Regions from separate parts of the Mus musculus genome. Here all the other regions are linked to region 1. Evidence: chromatin loops called from intact Hi-C (ENCODE). Cell type or tissue: left cerebral cortex. All regions are shown on one strand.

Region 1 (8,000 bases):
AGAGAGAGAAGCAGAGTAATTTTTCAAGTGAACAAAGGTTTCTTCTTAGAGCACATTTAAAATATAAGAAACATGTGTGGCAGTGTTTTCCACATAAACATTCAAAAGCAACCAAGGGCACATAGGAGAGAAATCCCTGTCTTAAAAGAGGAGTGAATATCCAAAGATGCTCTCCCCATTTTCTTAGCTGTCTACCTGAAGCAGTCTAGCTTTTAAAATGGGTTTAACAAATGCAACAGAGCTCCATTTGGGGTTGATTTGAATTCACAAAATAATTTTATTTTATGTAAGAAAGCATACAAGCGGTAGAGCTGAGAAAACATTCAAAGTACGTAACACAGACCCCTGCAGGAGATACTGTTAGCAAGCCAGTCAGCCCTTCCTTCAGTTCTATCCACATGTTGCAGCTGCTTCCAAAGAACACCTTGTAAACATTTCAAACAACAAAAGAAACACTGTTGCAATACCCCCACCCGAGGGGACTTGATGGTACTTTTTGCAGTCCAGGCTATGACTTGGAAACTAGATTCAAAACCACAGGGAGGAAAAAAAGTAGCATTTGTGACTAGTGATGCTGATGGCTTTGTGATGCTCAACACACACCGGGAAGGGGTTCTTCTATTCCCCCCACCAACAACAGAAGTGTATACTTCCACGATGAGGCACAGCTCATTAGCTAGTTTACCACTAACATTAAAGAGCTTTTTTTTTTTTTTTTAAGAGAGGATACTAAATTCGGATTAAAGCACTACAAAAGTAGCCCCTTGAGCAGCCGGCTTGGTTAGACCTGGGCAGATGAAGAACCAGCGATGAGCCCAACTATCGGAGGGGCTGCTGTGACCTGTGACTTTACAGCTCATTCACCTCGATGCACATCTTAATCCTGGACAGTCATTTGTTTGTTTCAGAAAGCCATTTCAAGCATGAAATGAGAAATGACAGGGAGGGCCAATTATTTTACATAAATACAAAGTGGCATATGCTCTTCCTCGACATTCAGACAGAAATCTAAAGTTGGATTTCTTCTTGAGCTGGCTTTTACAGAGATATTTACAGAAGTGCAAATTTGCCTCGGGGAAAGCCTCTGCCATTTAAAACATTCAGAACACAATAGTAGCTTCTTTTTTAAAAAACATATCTTTCCAAAATATTTTTAGGGGCAGAGCATTGGTAGTGTTAGTCACTTCTTACCTTGTGTTTATTTGTGTCTGTGTTGAGTTAAGGAACCACCACATCAGCCTTTGCTGCCTTCCCAGAAGTCATTCCCAGCTCAGAATCTCAGAGTCTATGTGTACTGTTTCATTGGCTCATGAAGTGCTAGTACAATGGACAGTTCAGTCTCTGATTTAACATTGGTTCGGTCTATTAAATAAGCTAAATATAGGTTCACTATGATAAATTTAAAATATCCATATAATACAATAAATAAATAAATAAATAAATAAATAAATAAATAAAACCATTATCAACAATGCATCTGTCAATTCTGAGAAAGAAAAAAAAAAAAGAAATCCCACTCTTGCTGTAAGGCTCAATTATTGTCAGAGAAGTTAATTAACAAAGGCATGCACCTACCTTTACAATCTGAAAACTGCTTGGACAGTTTTAGCACCTGTTTGGATACAGCAAACAACTCTCACACTTCCTTCCTGGAAAGTTTGATTTTTAAGTGAAGCTGTTTACAGTTGACTTTTGGCCCTATTATTTTTTTAAATATATATATATAGAGTGTCCTAAGATAATGCTTCAAAAAGGATTTCAGAGCCTAAGTCATTTCCCTTGTGGCTAGAGAATACACTGGAGTCAGTGAGTTGGAGAAGTTCTGTAACTGTCCAAAAGCAGCAGAGGGGTCTCGTGTTAATTTCTTAACAGCAAGCCCTAGGGAACTCATAGCTTCAGAGATGAGAACCCAATATTCAGGTTGAATGCTGTCCGCTGTGGGTAACGGGTTGGATCTTTTCTAGAGAGACATCGGTGTCATAGTCCAATATGACCGATAAGGCCGGGGACAGCTTCTCCAGTGGCTTAGGTATGCCACCGGCCTCCTCCCTCTTCAGGTCCTCAGAGGAGCCCACAGCATGAGGGATCAGGTAAACCAGATTACAGTCCTTGGAGATGGAGCCTCGGGGCTCATGGTGGCTGGAAAACATCACAGCCCCGTTGTTGTTGATGCTTACAGTCTCTATGGCATTATTCGTTGTAGGGCAGAGTCTATAGCATCCTAAGAGGGTCGAGAATGCCTTCTGAAAATCGGCATTAAAAGCATAAATAATGGGGTTCAGGGAGGAATTCGCCCAGCCAAACCACACAAATACATCGAAGGTGATGGAATCAATGCAGAATGGCTGGGTCTCCTCAGAGCCACAGAAGGGCACCATACAGTTCGAAATGAAGAAAGGGAGCCAGCAGCACACGAATACCCCCATGATCACAGACAGTGTCTTCAGGACTTTAGTCTCCCTCTTAAAGGACATCTTAAAGGAACTTTCTGATTGAGAGCATTCGACAGGGTTTCCATTACCTGTGGTGGTCTGGCAGTTCTTGGCATGGACTGCTGCCCTCTCCAAAGCTGAGATGCGCCGGATTTGCTTCTGGGCAATCCTGTAGATACTGGTGTAAGTGACGATCATAATGGCTACGGGGATGTAAAAGCTTATGAGGGAGGATGAAATGGCGTATGTCCTGCTCAACCTCGTGTCACAGTTGTCATCCTCGGCATCTTCCAGGGAAGTAAAATTGCCATCCAAGGGCCATGTAGGTTTTGCCTTGTGCCAGCTTAGCTGCACTGGAATGAAGGATATGAGAACAGACAAAGTCCATGCTACGCTAATCAGGATGAAGGCTGCCTTCGGAGTCATCTTCCTCTCATACTGGAAAGGGCTGGAGATAGCCCAATACCTGTCCACGCTGATCACACAGAGGTTAAGGATGGATGCCGTGGAGCACATGATGTCAAAGGCTACCCAAATGTTACAAAAGGACCCAAAGGGCCAAAAGCCAGCAATCTCAGCCACAGCTTTCCAGGGCATGACCAAGACAGCCACCAAGAGATCTGACACAGCTAAAGAGATGACAAAGAAGTTGGTCACCTTGGACCGCAGGTGTCGAAACCTGATGACAGCGGCACAGACAAGGGTATTCCCTAAGAGAGTGGACAGGATAAGCAGGGACAGAAAACAGGCTGTGAGGATGCGAAAGGAGAAGTCCCTCTCCACTGGCAGGCCAGTCTCATCCATGGTAGAAGTGTTAGGAGCCATCTTCCAGAAGGAAAGCACTTCCGGTGGCTTAGCCCTCACGTTCTTGGCCAGGCTTAGCCAGACTTCCCCCAATCACTCACCACCCAGCCCCTTCTCCAGCCCCAGTTGCTGTCTGGACAAAAGCACAATGGTGTTCCATCAGGAGCATCTCCATAGCAATCCAAGCCATACCAGGAAGAAGAGCCGCTTGCTTTCCACCTGTCTTCTGGGTTCAGTGCTCCAGGTCGCTGTTCCCTGGCATCCGCTGGTCCCTAGATTCCCCAAGGAATGCATAGGCTTTTAAGCATACTCTAAGAGTCTGGGGCCTCTTCCTGGTCAATCTCAGTCACTTTTCGGGGATGCTGCCTCTTCTTCTGAGACACAGCCTAAAATACATGCATTTCTCCTTCAAGCCCCTGGTGCCACATCTCTCCAAATGCCCTAAAAAGCAAAGGGAAACACAAAGTCGTTCACCAATACTCTGTGCAGACCTCCTATTTGGCTACACAAAATCTCAGCCCATCACCCCCTGGACAAGTCCATCAAGACCACCTACCTTGCTTTAGAGTCACTTCTCCCAAAACCCCTGGACTCAACGAGTCCCTCCAGCAGAGCAAGTGTTCCCCCTCCTCATGCAGAAAAATCTCTGGGATGGATTTGGGAAAGGAATCCCAGGCCAGGTGCCAGGGAAGCGGCGCCCCTCCTGCTACCTTGCCCACCTACAGATTGCTGCCCCCGCCCCCAGGAGGGTTCTCGGAGCTTCCTTGGGAGAGGAACCTCCAGGACTGGAACAGCTTCTGTCCTGTCTGAGGAAGCCCAGCTCTGGGCACCCCTTTGGCTCCTCGTTCTTAGGGCAGGACCCTGAGCCTCCTTGGGGAGCCACCCGCTCGCTCCCTGTCAGCAGTGGCAGGAGCTCCAGGCAAGCACAACAGCTCGAGCGAGCGAGGGCACCGGCCGGCTGGGTTCCAGCGGGGCACAGCCCACCCCGCCTCCGCGTCCCCTCCCGGCCCCGGTGGTGGGCTGAGCTTGACAGGCAGAGTGGCGGGCGACAGCCACACGTGGTTCACTGAAGGCACAGCTGGAGCAGGGGTGTGGGACGCCTACCTAATCGCTGTGCCCTCTCTGGCTACCTGATCCCCCCACCCCTCCCCGGGGGACCCTGGCACAAGACAGAACCTGAGGAACAAATCCTGATGCTCAAATCAAGTAAACCAAACTCTCGTTCAGCGCCTCTCCGGGTCAACTCCAAGTTCCACCCAAAGCTCGGGGTCAGAGCTGACCCTACCCACACCCACGCCCTGCTAGTCCTGGACACTGCCCACGTCGCTGAGTTGTCACTGAGTGCCCCGCAGCAGGGGTACGGGAAGCCCCAGGACGAGAGTGCTCACCGATCTGGGAGACCACGCTCCCCGACTCCGCCAACCCTGCGCCCTCTCCTGTGCCGCTCGCTCTGCTCTCCGCGCTCCGCCCGCCAAGGCGCTTCTGCGGTCAACTCACGAGTGCAGCCCGTGACCCGCGCCCCACAAGCACCCCAAACACGGTGCCGCACTCTCAGCAGGTACCCGGCGCCCTCTGCCGGGGCCTCTGGTTTCCTACACCCCGCCTGCGCCCTAGCAGGTTCAGATCACAGGGGCCTCAGCCAGTGTGTGTAACCAAGATGCAGGGCCTCGACCATGCTTTTCCCTGTCCCCTTCTGCCAGAATCTGGACGGTGAGAGGCAGGTCTTCCGCGCTCTAGCCTCCCTCGTTTGAAATGCCCCTAAAAACTCACAAGAATAAGAAGTCCCTTTGGCTAGCATTTTATTCTCTAAGCCATGATTTTCCTTTTGTGTCCCCTGTGTGCCAAGGCTGGAGCAGCAGTGAGAACAACATGTCAACTTATTGTGCAAGTGATCAGAGACCTGGCATAAACTCAGCAGCCTCTGTGTCCCCTAAACACACACACACACACACACACACACACACACCTCATGATGTTCGACATCTTGCAAAACTCCTTCCTTATTGGCTTGCACAGCTTCATTTCATCTGTGTGGACAGTGATGCTCAGAAAGACTGTGGGCTCTACTCCACGTTAACACAGTAGCTAATGAAGATGGTGGCCTGTCTGCCTGACTGTCGCTTGCACAGCCGTGTCTAGGATGGAGCCCACTATCTAAACAATTAGCACAGGGATAAAGCAGAGACAGGAATGTGTGGCCTCAGAGACGTTTAGTGCATAGACGCAGCCCCAGAGTGCCTTCCCATCTGTGTGAAAAGAGATTAAGTATGGAACTTGGAAATCACTTTGCCTGGACTCCTGTGCTTACTGATGTAAAAATTAAATGAAATACTTATTTAAGAGTTGGGACCAGATATGGACTCAGTCAGTCCTTGGTGGCCAGAAATTCTTCAGAGACCAGTTAAAAAAAAAAAAAAAAAAAAAAAAAAAAAAGGTAGTAGTCTTGTCTCCATGAGAACCACACACCACACTGAATGCCCGAATTTTCTCTATACAACCTAAATAGCTCTCCTAATTAGCCAGCAGAAATCATATCTTGGTTTTGGATGTAGTCAAATGATTGACACCAGTCCTCCTCCACCTGTGCTCCCGGTTTGTCCTCCCACTGGCAGTCTTGCTGCCACACACCAAGTTCCACAGACTGGTGATCAGACATATACCCCAAGAACCACATGCCTTTAGAATGGTGGCTCTCAACTTTCCTAATGCTGCAATATGTGGCAACCCCCAACCAAAAAATTATTTTGTTGCACTCTATAACTGTAATTTTGCTAGTGTTATAAATCATACTATAAATATGTGATATGCAGGCTGTCTGTTATGTGACCCCCCCCCCCCCCACACACACACACATACACATAAGGGGTCAAAATTCACACATTGAGAAACTCTGCTTTAGAGCCGTGAGTCAGCACAGGGTAAAACCCTCAGGGGATTCTCATCCCTGAAGCAGTCGCTCTCTACGCAATTGGAACTTTGTTTCACCATACTTCTTCATTTTTGACCAGCGAACACAAATTAGAGGATGTTTCCAGTCCAAGATGGTTGTGTGAGTCTGGAATTGCAACTCCTCTTGCTCTTCCTACCCTGCAATTCCCTGAAATGAGGAAGATGAGGACAAAGGGCCCTCTGGACGCGCAGGAAGCTGTGGAAACTTTAGGGATCCTTTAGGGCAGGACTGAGCACGCTGGAGGAGGGAGGACTCCCTCAGGGAGGGAAAGTGCTCCTCCAGCTAGCACTTGAAGAAGAAGCAACAATGTAGTAACACTTAGGATTGTAACAAGGAAGCTGGAGGTGACCTGAGGGCAATTTGAGGAGTAAGACTTCCCCTAATGACTTGCCAAGGACTCTGGAAAATGGCCACTGCTCTTTAAAGTAGAATGACAGCCATACTAAAGCTGCCTCTGGTGGCATCGTTTTGCCTGCAATGCCAGTCCGCAGCAGAAGAATTCATATAGAATGGGAGGAAAGGCTAGTCGTGGTGCACTGGACAACCTTGGTTTCTTCCAACACTCGTAGCTACTCAGAGAGATCTCTGGTTGAAAATGCCTCTAACCAGCCCAAACCTGTTTTCTTCTTCTTCAATGTCAGTTATCGCTTTGCTCATGATATTTCTCCACCCCAGGAAAATGTCAGCCATTTTGATATACAAGCATCAGGCTGTCTACTTTCCTGAAGAAATCAACAGGCAAAGAGAAGACGCCTGTGAACAGCAGAGATGGGAGAAGGGAGAGAATTACTCCAAAAGAGTTGAATTGTTTCTCCTTCGTGGGAAATGAGTGTGTTGGATTATTTCTCTATGGTCCTGTCATTTGGAAACAGGCACCCAGGACCCTTTCCTGTCAGGCTTAGCTCACTGGCATGTGAACCCAGTCCCTAGGAGGACAGGAATGGATAGAAGGTCTCTTAAATCTCAGGATTTCAAACATGCACAGTGTGGACATCATGGGGATCTCAAAGTTTGGCTAGAAATTTGGTTTTTGTTTTGGTTTCTGTGCCCCTCCCCCTTGGGAGTCAAGGTGAAGCAAATCTTCCAATTTATTCTTTAGAAATCTCCCTACAAACAGTAAGAACATGAATATAAATGCAAGCAGATATTAGCATTTGATCATGCTGGGAATGTAGACACAAACACAAAAGCATCTTTGTCTCCCAAATCAGCAAGTCTTTGTAGGTACACTGTGATTTATGCACGGTGAGGAGGTAAAGGTTAAAAAGATGTTTTCAATAACTTTTTTATTTTAGGACTGTAAACGTCAGTGAATACAGAAGGCACTGTCAGACGAATGCACTGTCAAGTGTTCTCAAAATTTATACGTAGGCAGCTTCTGGGATTATTAAAACTGGCTTACTAACTACCTAAAATGGTTGCTTGCAGTGTTAGCGAAGAGTGTTGATAGCTTGATCTTCAGCAAGTGACTACATTGCTCATTACAGACAATAAATCCCTAATCCCATGTCCTGTTTTCATCTTCCATAGCTATCATACAACTTTAAATCAACATGTGTCCCTTTGGGTAAAAATTGGCAGCTAGAGTGGCCACCATATTTACTATGGTTCTCTCCTTCTTCTTCCTCTTTTATAGGCTTAGGTGAGGTTTGGTTTGAGTTTTGTCTTTTGTGGTGGTGAGTTAAACCTGCAACCTCTCAGACACTGAGCAAGCCCTTCACCCCTTAGCCAGATTCCACTGTGTCTCCTCTACTACTTATCTTTTTATTTCTTCCTAACCTTTTGTTATGTTCACAAAAGCTTCCAGGTTTGCA
Region 2 (8,000 bases), 620 kb before region 1:
CAGTCCTGCTCATGGGCTTGCCAAGGTCCCCACAATGGCTTTGTTGTCTTGGTTGCTCTTCCTGCTTCTGACTGATCTAGTTACAGTTTGGTTAGAGGTTACATACGTTCTGCTAAGTTGGTCATTTTTTTCAGGCACAAAAATTAAGTACAATAGTATTATTGATTTGCAGGACACGAATCTATGTTGCGTCATCAATGGTCCTGTTCTCTCGCCTATTCATGAACGAGCCTGTGGATCTTGCTATGTTTGCTTAAGGCCGTCAGACTTCTGCTGAATCATTTTTTAGCTTTTTGGAAAGCAGAGGTGTGTCGGTGGCTTTGTGACAGTCCTCTGCTTGGATAGTGTCTCCATTGTCACGTAGTCCTTATGCCCATGGGAAACTTAAATCAGCCTCACACACATCCCCTCTCCACTCTGACTGTGTGTGCCCAGCTCTCTTAGCTGTTACTCGGGAGGCCATGCAGCATCTGTCTCTCTGAGCCTGATTTTTTTTCACCGGGTATACATCCCTTAAGGTGCTTCAGATGACCACAAGTGGCAGCATTCCAGAACTGATGCTTTAAGACTGAGGTTTATGAATAAGATTCTGGTCACAATAATGTACTTAACTATTCTTTGTCTTAATGAATGGCAGTTCTAGCTTGTCCATCTGAAAACCTTATTGTTTCACCTCAGTATGGGGGGCTGACTTCATCGATTCTTTGTCAGGGACCAGATTTTTCTTGTATCACGCGATGTGAATGAGGAGGAAGAGAAATCCTGTCCCATACAGAGGAATATATTTCAGCTTGAAAACAGCACACGGAACATTATGAACTAACCAGTACCCCGGAGCTCTTGACTCTAGCTGCATATGTATCAAAAGATGGCCTAGTCGGCCATCACTGGAAAGAGAGGCCCATTGGACACGCAAACTTTATATGCCCCAGTACAGGGGAACCCCAGGGCCAAAAAACAGGAATGGGTGGGTAGGGAAGTGGGGGGGAGGGTATGGGGGACTTTTGGGATAGCATTCTAAATGTAATTGAGGAAAATACACAATAATAAAAAATATTTAAAAAAAGAAAAATCAAAGATAAATAAATAAATCTTTTGTTAAATTTATTAAAAATAAATCTTTTGAAATAGTTACAGTTAAAAAAAAAAGAAATATAATCCCATGTAAAGTACTACCTACTAAAGTGCAAGTCAAGTGCATTAAACACAAAGAAGGGACAGAAGGGCCATGTGTGTCTGGTCTGTTCCGTCAGTTTGCTTTGAATAAAGTTGCCTTGAAATTTGTGGGAAAGAAAAGAAAACAGCACACGGGTCATTACCATCGTCCAGGAAAGCATCTGGGCTTGCTCTTTTCCCCTTCCTGCCCTAGAGATTCCATGGACACGGGGCCATCCACAGGAACACAAACAACCCATCAGCTGCCAAACTGCTGAAGAAAAGTGACTCCCCTCCTCCAGCAGGCGTAAGTTGCCAGTGGCTAAGAGTGGAACTGCCTGAGTCCCCACCTCCATCGATGCTGCAAAGTGCGTGCCTCGACTTTGTGCAGGTACTCATGGCTGTTCTGGGTCTGTGAGTGAGATAGCCACCTCACTGATGGTCACAGATGGTGACATTTTCATAATTCCTCCTCATCTCACGTTCTTTTCTTCTGGAATGTTCCCTGAGCCTTGCGAGGGATAGTTAACATAGACGTCCCATTTGGGAATGAATCCTCACAGTTTCTTGGTGGTGGTGGTAGTGGGGTGTTGAGACAGGGTTTCTTTATTATGTAACTTTGACTGTCCTAGAACTCACTATGTAGACCAGGCTGGCCTTGAACTCACAGAGATCCACCTGTCTCTGCCTCCCAAGTGCTGGGATTAAAGGCGTGCACCACCAAGCCAGAACCTCAATCATTTCTTATTCTCAGCACTTTAGTCAGCTACGAGTCTCAGCATTAACTGCTTCCCACCGAAAAAAAAAAAAAAAAAAGAAGCTTGTCAGACCAAGGTTGAAAAAAAGCATCAATTTGGGGGGTCCTCATAGAAACACGCAGAAGGCAGCTCAACAATGGCGCACATCCCATGGCATGCATCAAACGGCGTCTGTCCGTTTTGTTGCGTCCTTTGTTGCCATCCTCGTTCCTCTCACGTCTAGGCAGTCGAGTTGGTAAGACATTATAGGTGGAGCTTCTGACAGTCCTGGAGATATGATTTCACCGCTAACTCTGTGATCCTCTGGGCATACGGTCTTTCTGCTTGCTCATCTGCAATGGTCCCTGAGCCTGGGTTGTAGGAGCTGTCTGTTGCTATGACCTGATTCTTGACCAGTGCTCAGCCCATGTCCCCTTGACAGTGAGCAAAGGGGCGGCATGCCTTTAGATGATTCGATTGCTTGTGTCATGGAGATCTTTCTGGAATTAGCACTCCAACATCACTGAGAGCTGAAGAGAGGAGATGCCAAAGGCAGGATATACCCTGAGTGGCTTTACTGCCCAGTCCAGTTGGCGTTCTCATTTTGTACTCTAAAACCACAAAGTGGGGAAAACACACATGGCGGTCCTCGGGTTGTTACGGGCAATGACCCGTGGTGTGAGCTCTTTCTCTAGGCCGTTCTGTTCCAGGCAGCATGCGAAGTTGAGCTTGGCAAATAGGCAGGACAAGCAGTGCGTTAAGTGAGTCTCTAAATAAGTGAACAAATTAGAATGTAATAATTGATCTTTCTGCCTTATTCTGGTTCCCTTGCTTTCAGGCTCTCTGAAAATAGAGTCTTCTCCACAGTGATCTGTTGGCAGTGCTCAGTAGGCCTGCACCAGATAGATACACTGGGGAGTTAGTGCAGTCTTGTCCCACACAATGACCCTTCAGTTAAGAGCAGTCTGTATATAGGGCTGTGGTCCCATAAGATGCAACTGAAAGCTCAATGCCACCTGGTGTTTTCTGTGCCCGTGTGTCTGGGCACATGAACACTCACTGTTGTGCCTCTATTGCCTGCCACGGTCACCAGTCACATGTTTCAAGGTATGAGTTCCAGGAGTGACGTGTTGCGGTATGTAGCCTGGACGTGCAGTAGGGTATGCCAGCTAGATTTGTGGAAATACACTAAAGTTTGAACAGTTGTGCGCTCCCCTAAGGATGCCCCTCTCAGGATGTTTTCCAGGGTCATTGAATGAGCAGCATTGTGTGTAAATGATGGAAGGTGCACAATACCCATGTGTCCATCAAAAGCACATTGGAGACAGCCCATCAGAAATACAAGTTCAAGACTGTGTCTCTGAGCTCTCAAATGCTGACCCATTGGCCCACAGAAAGATCCATTGGCTGATTATGAATGTAATACAGTAGCTTGATTTCTGTCCCCCATACCTTTCATAAGAAGCATGTCACCACTACTGGGGAACCCCTAAAGTACATCTGTGTCAGGGAAATACAGGAGACCAACAGCTAGGACAGACAGCCTTAAGGCAAGCAGGTGGTGTTAGGCAGACTTGTTCTGTCTTAGAGACCCTGTGAATCGGTCTGGTTTGAGTGAGTCCCCATTCAGGGTTTAGCAAGCATACCTGAGAGCAGTGAGTTCCTGGAATTCTCTAGCACCCTGGTTTGTAATATTTTATGTGATAACCAACACTTCTAACCCAGGGCCAGCTTTAAGAGGACAGAGCCATGGATTGCGAGTGGGAGAGATTGTGTCTGTAAGGGCAGAGGAGACACCAATGAACTGAGTGCCACCTGCTTCCGTGTGGTAGGTTTAACTTTTCTCTTTCACATCCTGGAGTCTCTCTTCCCACGGAGCCCTTCATGCCTCCTGGCAGCAGAGACTTAGCAAGAGCAATGTCTCAGCGACAGCAAGCTAACCTTATGCTTTCTTGAACACAGTTGCCCTGGGTTGGGGAAATCTGTTTCTGTTCAGGGCTGGTCCTGATCACTGACAAAACCATCAGCAGAGGAAATGTTCGCGCAGTTGCTTAGAGGATGCCTCTGGTTCCCACGTAGGCTGCTGAGCATTTTCCTGTGAGGATTGCCCCAAAGGGCACAGTGAGATCACAGAGATGATGCCCTTAACCACTTCATCCTTGGCAGCAGGCAGTGGAGGGCCAGCTGAGAAGCAGAGGGCCTGGGTGCACTTGGGATCTCCGGTCACTTGCTTTTCTTCTTCATCTCAAACAGAAGTAACAGCAATATGGCGATGTAAGGACTAAATCAACGTGTGTACACAACACCTGAGCACAGTTACGTTCTCGGCGCTGCTTAATTAGTTGTTACTATTTGTCCACATTGATCTTCAATATAAACCAGAATTTTGACCTTGCTCCCTGAACTGACATGGGTGGGCAGTAAGGTCAGCAATGTTGTAGGAAATGTGCTTATATCAGGTATCCTTATTACCCAACGAACATCCTCGCTAATCACACAGCGTTGTGACAGGTAGAGCCAGGGCCAGCCCAGGCTCTGCTCCATGCCAGAACACAGTCTATGGGATCATGAGGGCACACTGCTGGCAGCGATCTCTTCAGGGAAGAGAGGGGAGGATGACGAGCTCAGAGAGACAGCAGGACAGCATGAGCAGTTAGCATGAGAGCTTGCACAGGCAGCTGTCTGAAACACAGCATGCATTTCTTCACAATGCCACTTCATTCTGTCTTCTATTTTGTTACGATGAGTCTCTGGCTTTGGGATGCAATTCTGTTGTTTCCTTAAATTGTTCTTGTTGTCAAAGTACTCCGGGCCCTAAGAGAAGAAGGAAGGCTCACATGTAATCTAAGTCTTTTACTGAGAATCTGACCATTGTTCTAATATTTACGGATTAAGTATAATGGCCCAGTGTTTGGATTTGCATTAGAGACATCTAAATTCTCCCATGTCCTTCATAGGGCCTTAAGGAAGGTGCACAGCAGTCATGTTAAAGCACACTTGAGGACAGTCTAGGTAATTCTGCCTTCAGTTCAGTTTCAGTGAGAAACTTAAGATACATGAAGTGTAAGAAAATCTGTGTGGGGCCACAAAATGAGTTATTGTCCTAAGAGTCTGCTGCTCCAAGAGGCAGCAGGTTCCCAGTTAAAAGATGACCGAAACCATGGTTAAAAATAATGTTTTAACTGACAGATCATAATTATATAATTTATGAGGACTCAATGATACTTGCCATATTATACAATGAGAAATGAGAAAAACAACTGAATAATCCTGTTATATAATTAGTGTGATTAATTAGTCATTTAATTTATGTGTATATGCACACACACACATACACACACCCTTGGCCTTCCAATATTTTAACATAACTAACTAATGGGAGTTACAAAATTTGAGTAATTCATGTGAACAAATATATAAATGGAGGTATTTTAAATATTTAATACTGGCCAGCTTTGGGGACTAGCATAAGCATTTGGGCAGAAGTTGAGCACTTCATAGGAGTCTGTAAAGTGAGTCATTTTAGAACTGACCTTAGAATAGGAAATGTCAACAAAACCCAACCATACTGGGGCAGTGTTTTTAAATCCACAAATTTACTCCCAAAGCTCTTTTGGATTTATCTGTAGTCGTGGTGGGTCTCTGCTAAGGAACTGTAAGTAATTGAGATCTTTTAAATTTGGGCATTAGGGCAGGGCCAGTACAAACAGAGGTCCAGAGTCCCTTGTCACAGCCAAGCACTGGCTTGATAGAGGGCCAGTGACTTGCCTCTTCCTGCTACCTACTCTGGTTTGGTGATTCTCCGATGGAATCACACTGAAAACTCCATTTCAGGGAGAGACGTGGAGGCTGCACGGTTTTGTAAGATGTGCAGGAGCTGCACGCTGTGGATGCTGCACGCTGTGGATGCTGCACGCTGTGGACCCCCTGGCCAGAAGCTCCTTGTTCTTACACTGGGAGCCATGCAACTGTGCGAAGCTGGTTCCTGGTGGAAAGAGGAGCTACCAGGCCTGTTCACTGTCCAGAACTCGGCAAAGCAGAGACATGGCTCTCTCCTAAGGCACCAGTGCAAGGAGCTTTCACTTCATGGATCCCAAAGTGGCCTATGTATGGTGGTAGGATTTTCTCGGCATCCTTGTCCATGAAGGACATGTGTACCTCCTGACATTAATGCTGCTTGGGAGCCTTCCCTGCTAGCCAGGAGGCCCCCAATCTATCTCACCTCCTACCGCCTCCTTGCCTGGTAAGTTAGGACCAAGTAGCTCCTCTCTCGCAGTCTGTGTCATGGCTGAAACATAACCCAGATATGAGGTTGGAGACAGCTGTACAAAGACCTCATGTTCCAGGTGGCATGATGACAGAAGGCAGGGACATAAGGACAATATGGGTTCTTTACAGAGATGTCAAGCAGGTCTCCTAAGCAGGAACATGGGAACATTCTACAGGGGAAGTCTCCCTTCCCAGGAGGTTGGGTAGAATCCCATGGCTTTGCATCGTTTAAACCGCAAAGCAGATATGTTCCTAAATATATTACTGGGGAGGCAGACCTCCCCACCCACCCCCTAAAAAAAAACCAGCTTAAGTTTTACATCTTTCTCAGTAAAGTACCTCCAATGATAGTTTTCTTCTGCTCTTTCCTCATTTGCATACTTTTATGTACTCACATTTGAACTTAGTAAAGGCCTCGAACACTCCAGGCCTTTACTCTACCACTGAGCCCCACTCCCAGCAGGTTAGTCAGCTGCTCCTCCTAAGTGCTGTGATTACAGGCTTGCACCACCCTCCTGGCTTTTGGGGGGCAGCGGGGGGCTGAGGGTAGAACCCAGGGTTTTATGCATGCTGCACCAGACAGACTGCCACCTGAGCTGTATCCCCAGTCTCAAGAGGAAACCTTCTTGAAAGACAGATTTTTATGAATTTATTCCAGGTGTTTCAGTAAGTTCAAACACAGATGTTTCACAGGTGACCTTTTTATTTTAAAAGTGTCTGTGCCAGATCCCAAATCTGGGATCTAGCAGACAACTTTATAACTTAGAAGTATCCTGAGTATGACGTAAGCCCCTCTCACTAACGATGCGCTCTGAGAGTGAAATAATCTCGGGCTGTGGATACGCATGTAAATTCTGAATGTATGACGTGAGTGAGTCTGCCCAGTGCTAGCATTGACACACCTATCTATGTTCCGGGCAAGGATGCAATAATGTCCTGTTTGTAGGATGAATATCTCACCAGAGCAAACAACATGTCAGAAATAACTCTGATCGCCTGGAGAGATGGTTCTGGGGGCTTACTGTTGTTATGGATGACCCAGTTCAGTTCCAAGTACCCACATCAGGCTGTTTATAACTGCCTATAACTGTAGCTGCAGGGAGTCTGATGGTCTCTTCTGGCCTCTCATGGCAACTGTACTCATGTAGACATATCTTTACACAGACATATACATGCATACACACAATTTTAAAATAAATCTTTTTTAAAAAAAAATATACAGTTAATCTTCACATGCTCTGTCCTTCCTTCGAGTTGACTTGATTCCTGGGACTGCTCTGCCTACAACGGGGACAACAGTGCTGGTCTGCTCAGCATGTTCCAGTTGAGTCAGCTATGCTAACTCTCTGGCAGCACACAGACAGACAGTACTGCAGACCACACGCAGCCCCTTCCGGAGAAGCCTCTCTCGAGGAGCTAATGGCACAGGGCCATCTCTGGATGTGCTAACAGCACAAGGTGTTTTCCTAGGCCGACTACTGTGGTGTCTTTCTGGCCTCTGCCTCAGGGGCAGGCAGCTCAGCAGTTCTTGACAATTTTCTAGCTGCCAGGCTCCTGGATTTGCCAGTCTGTATCAAAGAGATGGTGAGCCTGCCACTGCCCCCTGGTTGATCCGTGATGAAGTTCCTTCAGGGACTTTTCATTATCGGTTTTTTTTTTTTTTTAAATATGGGTGTGCTGTTCCCATGGGTCCCAGAGCACATCCTTGGGTAACATCCTTAGGAAGTCTATCCACTTCCTATGGAACAGGGTCTCTCACTAGCCTGGGGTTCACCAGTTAGGTTAGACTGGCTAGCCCACGAGCCTTAGGAATCCTCCTGTTTCTGCCTCTCCAATGGA
Region 3 (8,000 bases), 240 kb before region 1:
CTCCAAGGGATGCCTGGTGCAGTTGATTTACTTTACAGAAAATTGGAGACGGAGGGGTCCAGCTGGTCCTTAGATACCTCACTACTCTACACCGCTCAAATGACCTTACCAATTGAAACCGAAAAGAAACAAATGACTTGCGCACAGCCCTTCTCGGCAGGCAAGGCGGAGACACCACATGGTCCAGTTCTTTGGGTTTTCATTTTAAAATGAACCATTTTCAACTCCATTACCCTCTTCCTCCCTGCAGAACTGAAGGCCATTCTATGGATGATCAGCTAAAAATAAATGTTGTTTATTAACGCAATTATCACACTATTGCTAAAAATACTTTTAACTTTCCCCCCTAACGGCAGAGCTTTTGTTGCCGGAAGCTTTTAATTAACACCTAATAGAGGCTGATGCAGCTTTCCTGAGCTGTAGGCATCTCTGGCTCAAAGCCAGGAAGTTCCTTTTAGTGCAGCCCCTCCCCTGCCATTTGCTTCAGAAACATCTGGTATTCATTAGAGACAGGTCTTCCACGTTCATCTCAAACAATGGGACTCCTGCCAATACTGTGCTTAGCGCTGTACTAGCCTGGATGAGGAGGTCGCAATCCAGCCTGAGTGTCCCTTATAATTCCCTGTAATTCCACCAGTAATAGCCTTATATGTGCTCAGCTTCTAGTTCCAGCCATGACCTGCCTGACATATGGGCTCATCACAGGTCTTATGTATTGTCCAATGACAGGCCGTGCTTTTGAAGTCGTCACAGGCTTTACATAGGAATGGTCCTTTCTGGTGATCTCAAGCTCTTTGCTGTGTCACCAAGGGATGTTCCTCCTCCCTGACCTTCATGAGGTCTAGGAGCCCTCCGAAGCAGCTACAGGCAGGGTCCCATGGAGGTCACCATGGCTTGGCAGGACCGATGTGAGCTTTTCCATTGCTGGTGCAGACTGGAGCAGGTGTGATAGGGTCAAGGCTTCCTGCAGTAGGAGCTGTGGCGGCCACAGTAGTGCCCTTGCAGGTGGAATGTTGCTTCCTCAAGGTCCGTGTGAAGTACCCAGTGCGTCCAGGATGCTTTGGTGAGATTCTTCTAGAGATTGCTCAGGAATAGCTTCTACTCCAGGCAAGTGCATACACAGAAAGGTCTGACAGCAGTCACCCAGTGACTCAGTCACACTAGCCCCCAGTAGCTTACTTAGTTCATGTAACTGAAAAGAAAACAGCAAAGGCAAATGTTATTAAAGGGGTTTGACAGGGCTTACCCCTTAATGGAAGACCTTAGCAGGAATTGAGCCCTTTGACTCGTCTCGAGACAGACAGTGTAGCCTCTTTCTGTGAGGCACCATGTTGTCCAGGTTCTTGATGGTACCCGGTTCCATGCTGGGTGGGAACTGTAGCTGTTTACACGTCTAACCACAGAGAAGGTATCTTGTGAAAGTGAAGAAATGTTAGAAAACTTCTACTACATTTATGCCCTGCTTTCCTATGTAAGAGTGAGAGGTGATTTAAAACTCCCGAGAATTTCCTTTGCTGTTATAAAACCGGAGTTCTAAGTGTTAAGAAAGCATCGTAACAATCTTAATACTCGACAAAGCTTCTCAGCGATGAATCCTTCCTTGTGATTTGAGATAAGCCCCTTGGATACCTGGTGCTACCAGCACTGAGAGTTTTATTTCCTTTATTTCCCTAACGTCTGATTTTGATTGTTTTCTTTTATGGCTTTTTTTTTTTTTTGAACTTCTGTACAAGTTTGAAAGCAGCACACTGCTTTGGATATTTTTAGCGCGCGCGCATGTTTGTGTGTGTGTGTGTGTGTGTGTGAGTGTGTCTGTGTGTGTGTGTGTTGCATGTGTATGTGCAGTATTTGCCTATGTGTTCATGCACAGGACACTGAAGGATGGCAGGTATCCTGTTCTATCACTCTTTGCGTTGTATTCTTAAAACAGCACCACTCACTCTACTTAGAACTAAGCTAGTCAGGCGTGGTGGCGCACACCTTTAATCCCAGCACTTGGGAGGCAGAGGCAGGCGAATTTCTGAGTTCAAGGCCAGCCTGATCTACAGAGTGAGTTCCAGGATAGCCAGGGACACAGAGAAACTCTGTCTTGAAAAACAAAACAAAACAAAACAAGAACTAAGCTAGCAGCCAGCAAGCCCCAGCAATCCTCCTGCTTAGGACCCCTCTGGAACGCAGGCTGTGGGTGAGCCCAGCCACACGTGATGTTTTACATGGGTAGTGGGGATTTGTTTCCTTTTTTTTTTTTAAAGATTTTATTTAATTTATATATATGAGTACACTGTAGCTGTCTTCAGACACACAAGAAGAGGGCATCAGGTCCCATTAAGGATGGTTGTGAGCCACCACGTGGTTGCTGGGGTTTGAACTCAGGACCTCTGGAAGAGCAATTGGTGCTCTTAACCGCTGAGCCATCTCTCCAGCCTGGTAGTGGTGATTTGAACTTGGATCCTTACGCTGATGCATAGAATAATCTTTGTCAGAGGGCCATCTTCCCAGCCTGTAACACTGCTTTTACTCTCTACGTGACAGTTTTCCTTGCATGGAGTGAACTGCAAAGTAGGCATTATTCAAAATCCTAACTCTTTTCCTGGACTGTATAAAACCTTAAGATGGATTCCATTTACTCATCCCTTGATATAATTGTTACTGTAGTGCGATGTTCTAACTCTACTTTTAAACCTTAGCATCCTTAGACATTTATAGAACTCTTTCATACAATCACCAAATTCCACCTGCCCGGCCATGTAGTGTCTCCTTCTTCTTCTGAGCCTTCTCACCTCACACAGCTGCCATTAGGGTCACTTTCTTCCTCAAGGGTTCCACTGAGGTTCTGTGGTGACTAATCACCAACCTCTCTTCCCTTTCCATTTCCTCCTTTCCTCTTCCCTCCCTCCCCTCCCCCTCCCGCTCCTCTCCTCTCCTCTCTTCTCCTCTCGGTCTCTATACATACACACATGTGTTTGTTATATTTTATAAAACGTTCCATATATTATACACAATATCTTAATTTTTTGGCTGACCATGGAATCACACACTGACAATTGTTTCATTCAGCATGTCTAAGATAGTTTTCTATATTTTGGTTTTATTTCTGTTGCTGGGGGTGGGGGGCACCTGTAACTCCGTCTATTCTTCCTTCATAAGTCATCTGCCTTTGCCAGCTGATTCTAAGTGTTTTCTCATTGACCCTGCTTTTAGGTGACACGCATACAACACTCAGGTTTAAGAACTCGGCTTTAAGAACATCTGCTTTGGGGCTCGTTAAGCTTCTCAAATCTGTACTAAACATGTCTGTAATGGTTCTGAGAAGTTCCTAGCCACCTTTCTCACTGCATCTGGCTCCCTTCTTTTGGGCTTCTGAAGATCACATGGCAGAGCGCTGTAATACATTGTGATGGTCGGCCTCAATTGTCAGTTTGACTCAGTGCAGAATTAATTAAGACAAGCCTCTGGGTAGATCTGTGAGGACATTTCCAGGAAGGAGGATGAACTAAGACCACTCCCAGCTGAGTGGGCGGCACTCTCCTGCAGGCAGTGGAGTGGGTGACAGCTGAATGGGTGACAATCTCAGTGCTGCCTGCTTCCAAAGCTTTGCTCCTTCTTGGTGAATGTATCTCTCTCGTCCCTGCCGCCGCCACTGCTGCCACCGCTGCTATTGGTACTCCTGGCATTCTTTGCTGCCACCATAACCCAGCTTCTGTGGCTTTTTAACGTGGACTAAGGGCTGATGCTCTCTAGGTGCCTTTTAGGACTAACGTGCCAGATTCAGATTGCAGCCCATGAGATGATGCCGCCTGCGTTCAAGAGGAGAGAAACCTCCTTAAACTTCTCTGTGACGCCCGACCAGGGTTGTATCTTCTAGATGATTCTAAATCTGTTTAAGTTAAAAATGAACATTAACCCCAGCAAGTTAATTCCTTGTCCACTTGACACTCAAATACATCACTTTAAGTCTTAACATCCCACTCCCGGGGCCCATAAAATATCATATTAATCTTATAATGCAAAATGAATCTAGCTGATCCCTAAACATCCCCATCTGTGCAGTTTCAATGTTGTTCAAAAGTCTGAAGTCTTTTCTTTGCAATCCCCTGTAAAAGCAAAAGCAAGTTATGTGTTTCCAATATACAGTGGCACAGAACGCACACTCTGATCCCAAAACGGAAGCACAGAGGTCAGAAGAGTTAACACCTCAGCCAGGCCAACACCAAGAACTGCAATTCCATGTCCAGTCTCTAGGGGTCGTGATGAGACCATCCAGGCCACAGGGACCTTGGCTAGCTCTACCTCTCTGGCTCCTGCAACCCATAAGGTTCATTTCTGCTCTGTGCCTACAGCTTTCCTCAGCAGGTGTTCCAGTCCCAACACCAATCATTCCCTGGTATATCCGTGGAAATCTAGGCTTGACTTTCATAGCTTTGGGCAATGGTCATTCAGAGATTTTTTTTTCAAGGCATATGACTGTCATAGCTAGCTTTCACTTGACACAGCCTAGAGTCATCTGAGAAGGGAGTCTCAGTTGAGGTACTGCTTAGATCAGATTGACCTGTGACCATGTCTACGGAGATGGTCTTGATTGACAACTGTTGTAGGAGAGCCCAGCCCACGTGAGCTGTGCTATTCCATGGGCAGGTCATCTTGGGCTATGTAAGAGGATGGGTGAGCAAAAGCCTACAGCAGCAAGCCAGCACGGTAGTGTTCCTCCATGGTCCCTGCCTCATGCCATTGCATTGACTTCCTGCCTTGACTTAGCACAGCTATGATCTGTGACCTGAGTATAAGTCAAACCTTTCCTGCTCTAAGTTGCTTTTAATCAGAGTGGTTTATCATAGTAACAGAAAATAAACTGGAACAGTGGTCTTTGCACATATTTCCTGGCTTCTATGGCGAAAATCTCTGTGGCCCCTAAACTGAAATTCATATGCCTGCAAAACTAGCCCAGCGTGGATGATGTCACAAATTCTGCTGCCAACTCAAGATGTACAATGGCCCTGATTATACCACAGGAGTAGTGGCCTCTGTGTACTTTGGAGATTAGGCTCAGGAAAACACTTCCATGGGTACCTGTTTTTGAATAATTAGTTCTCAATCTCTCTCCCCTCCCCTCTCCTCTCTCCCTCCCTCCCCCTTTCTCTCCTCTTCAAGTGAATTTATATTTTTACAAGCTGAAACCTTTGATGAATGGGGTCTTGCCCTCAAGAAATTCCCACAGTCCATAAGCAAGAGTTCTCCTTAAATGTGATCACACTTGAGTAATTACAGTTGCTCTGTCTGTACCCCTTATCCAGTAGAAATGAGATTCTGCCTCCTTTTCTCACCTAACTGAATACTTTTCATATCTTCCCATTCTGTTCGCTGCTCTTTCTCACGGTACACGTGGGTGATAGCAGTGTGTGGTAACCACTGTTAAAGACCTCGACTATGCTTAAAATGTCCTCATCCAAACAAATTGGTTCATTACCTTTCAAATTAGCTTCATTAAGCTTCTCAGGATATAGTGGGGAAAGTAGCCAGAGTCCTTGCTAGAATGTAACACGAATGACCTCAAGTACTTGATACTGGCATCCTTATTACTCTCTGAGACCTAATGCATGCATGCTAGTGTTCAGCTGGGGTTCTCTAATGCCATTTCATGCAGGATCTGCTGCCCTGGGAATGATGCCACACAAGACTTGGCACCCCCAACCAGCACAACCAAGAAAATCCCCCACAGAGAGGCTCTCAGAGGTCCATCCCACAGATGATTGTAACTCCCATCGAGCTAACAACACTGACAACCTAAACAATGTATCCTTCACTAGCAAGAGATCTGAAGTCTAATGGGGGGAGGGGTGACCTGCTTTCCCTTCCGTTTGGTTGCAGTCGGCTTTGGAGAAAAGATAACCTCACTACTTTTCAGCCAATCTGTGCTTCTAAGTAAGTGTGTGTTTTCAGTGTGCTGGGGGTTTCATAGTTTTTAGGAGGGAATTTACCTAAATATTTTGGCTTGCCAATATTGGAAGCCAGAGGACACATTGGGAATTTCTAAGATAAACACCTCAAAATTAAAAGCAGGGGCATACTGGCACATAAAGATACGCAGCCCAGCAAACCATATCTCACAGACGTTATGTTTCCTTCAAAACTATAGTATGGAGAACTGCCTGCCATGGAGAATTCTCCTGAGGACTGTATTAGACAGCACACAAGATGGCTAAGTGCCACAGGTAGTCAGGGAAGCTTTTAATAAGTCTGAAGCCCAAGAAAAGCCCAAACATGTAAGGTTTGTGCGCAGGACCTGTGCTGGAGGTAATCACCGTGGTGTTATCAAAATGACTTGCTATACGGGGCTGGAAGAATCTTTAGAAACACGTATACCTCTTGGCCTTTGGGATATGTCAATCATAAAAGATCAAGAGGAGCCTTCTTAGTGCTCATAGAACGGCAGGCCCAGAGGGGAATTTGAGCTGAGGTGATTATGGGATTACATTAAAAGCTTCCCTAGAGATTGCTATTCGAGTACCCGCTTGATTTAATGGTTACAGAAGGTTAACACACATCCCAGGCAGGAATCCAGGTGCTCTCATCTGGTTTGGAGCCAGCGGGATAGTGGCACAAGGTGCTGGTGGCGTTTGGGTAATTCTGGCCTGCTTGAGAATGTGAAACAAGCCACTGTACATCGGTGGGAGGTGGCGGGGCAGGGAGCAGTTAGTGGGGAGAGACTGAAGTGGGCTGAACGAGGACCACAGAAAGAGCACTAGAAGCCAAAGGAGGGATTTGAGTTTGATTCTACGTAAAATAGGGAGCTGTTGACATTCTGGGAGCCTTAGACGAATATTTGTGTGAAGACGTTCTATGACATGAAATCAGCCAGGCATGGACAAAAGAAGCCATGCAGACAGAAGTAGGAGGGCTGGTGCTGTGGGAGGAGAAAGCAGGATGAGTGGCAGGTGCCAGGAAATAGAGAGAGCGGTACCATTGTGAATGAGTAGAGACAGAAGTCAGAGGGAAAATGATGCATATGGTGGCTACAGTTAGTGAAAGAATTGGAACCAGCACAGGACATGCCAAGACTGAGTTCTTACCTCAGAGGGACAGAGGGCAGAAATAAGAGACAGGAGGAGAAAGGAGGGGGTGGTGGAGGGAGGGATATTTTTTTTCCCTAGAGGGACAAAGGGCTGCCTCTGGAGAGAAGGGAGACAGATGAGGCACATAGGCAAATGGAAATTTATAAAAGAAAAGGGGGAAACTCCAGGTCAGTATGAAATTGGTTAATTTTTAATGGGTATGTTAACTATGGTAGCTGGCATGTTATTCCCTAGTTATATGGTAGCCAATGGCTTTTGATCGCTGGACTTCACTACTTCGATAGCTGGATGTTGGTAGTCAGCCTCAGAAGGAGGAAGTAGCCAAATAAGGGAATAGACTGTGCTGGCTAGCTTTAGGAATGTAATCTAATGATGTTTAGCAAGGGAGAGGGGACTGGGACCTGCCAGAGCCATGTGTGTCATACTCATGCCTGCAAAAGCCGTTTAATTAGTAATGTTGCATGTTTCAAAATCACTACAAAATAGGACTGTGAATGCTGTTATCCCAAAGAAATGATAAATGTTAGAGGTTATAGATATGCTAAATTCCCTAATTTGACCATTAAATATGTATTGATATCATGGGCTGAACCCCATACACTTGTACAGTTATTAAATATATATTAAAATTAAAATAAAAAACTAATGAAAACATTATGTACAATGAGTGAACTGGCCCAGACTTGTTTTTACAATTGTTGCTTGATTTATAGAAGAAGCTAAGCTTTCAATGGGCAGATGGTTGGGAACTTCAAACTACGATACAATGAACACAATGAGAAGAGATGGACTAGTGTTACCCATGGCTGATGGGAAAGCCCCAGAAATCCTATCCTGAGTGTAAGAAGGCAAGCATAGAGGAGCAAGCACAAGCCACATACCCTGTTCTCATCTGAGCTGGCACCGTGGCACCCTCCCAATCTATAATTG

Evidence for each region. A loop is a pair of places that touch in the nucleus more often than their neighbours do. Peaks named below come from ENCODE experiments on the same cell type or tissue, not always from the same donor. Only the 100,000 strongest peaks of a DNase experiment are listed, where the experiment ranks them.
Region 2: a loop joins it to region 1, with 3 times the contacts of the local background. A loop is called at or near these places in 6 of 42 quality-filtered maps.
Region 3: it touches region 1 in a loop (5-fold over the local background); 14 of 42 quality-filtered maps call a loop at or near these places.

Annotation. Positions count from the first base shown.
Region 1 is chr13:54,050,937-54,058,936 of GRCm38, forward strand. Drd1 (dopamine receptor D1) reads right to left here and starts at 4,722. Exons shown (of 2, transcript NM_010076.3): 1 at 4,625-4,722; 2 at 247-3,677. The coding sequence starts at 3,257. The coding sequence ends at 1,917. In left cerebral cortex, a CTCF peak has its summit at 4,818 (motif pointing left); DNase peaks (open chromatin) are centred at 1,022, 2,651, 3,370, 4,295 and 1 more place; H3K4me3 peaks cover 5,008 bases; H3K27ac peaks cover 1,816 bases.
Region 2 is chr13:53,431,077-53,439,076 of GRCm38, forward strand. It overlaps Gm2762 (predicted gene 2762), which reads left to right. Exons shown (of 8, transcript NR_037991.1): 5 at 1,370-1,546; 6 at 3,618-3,720. Among named protein-coding and RNA genes, the nearest start is that of Gm38564, 16 kb to the left of the region's middle. In left cerebral cortex, no CTCF peak of the experiment used is centred here; no DNase peak of the experiment used is centred here.
Region 3 is chr13:53,807,814-53,815,813 of GRCm38, forward strand. No RefSeq gene overlaps it. Among named protein-coding and RNA genes, the nearest start is that of Gm34439, 24 kb to the left of the region's middle. In left cerebral cortex, a CTCF peak has its summit at 4,241; DNase peaks (open chromatin) are centred at 3,507 and 4,250.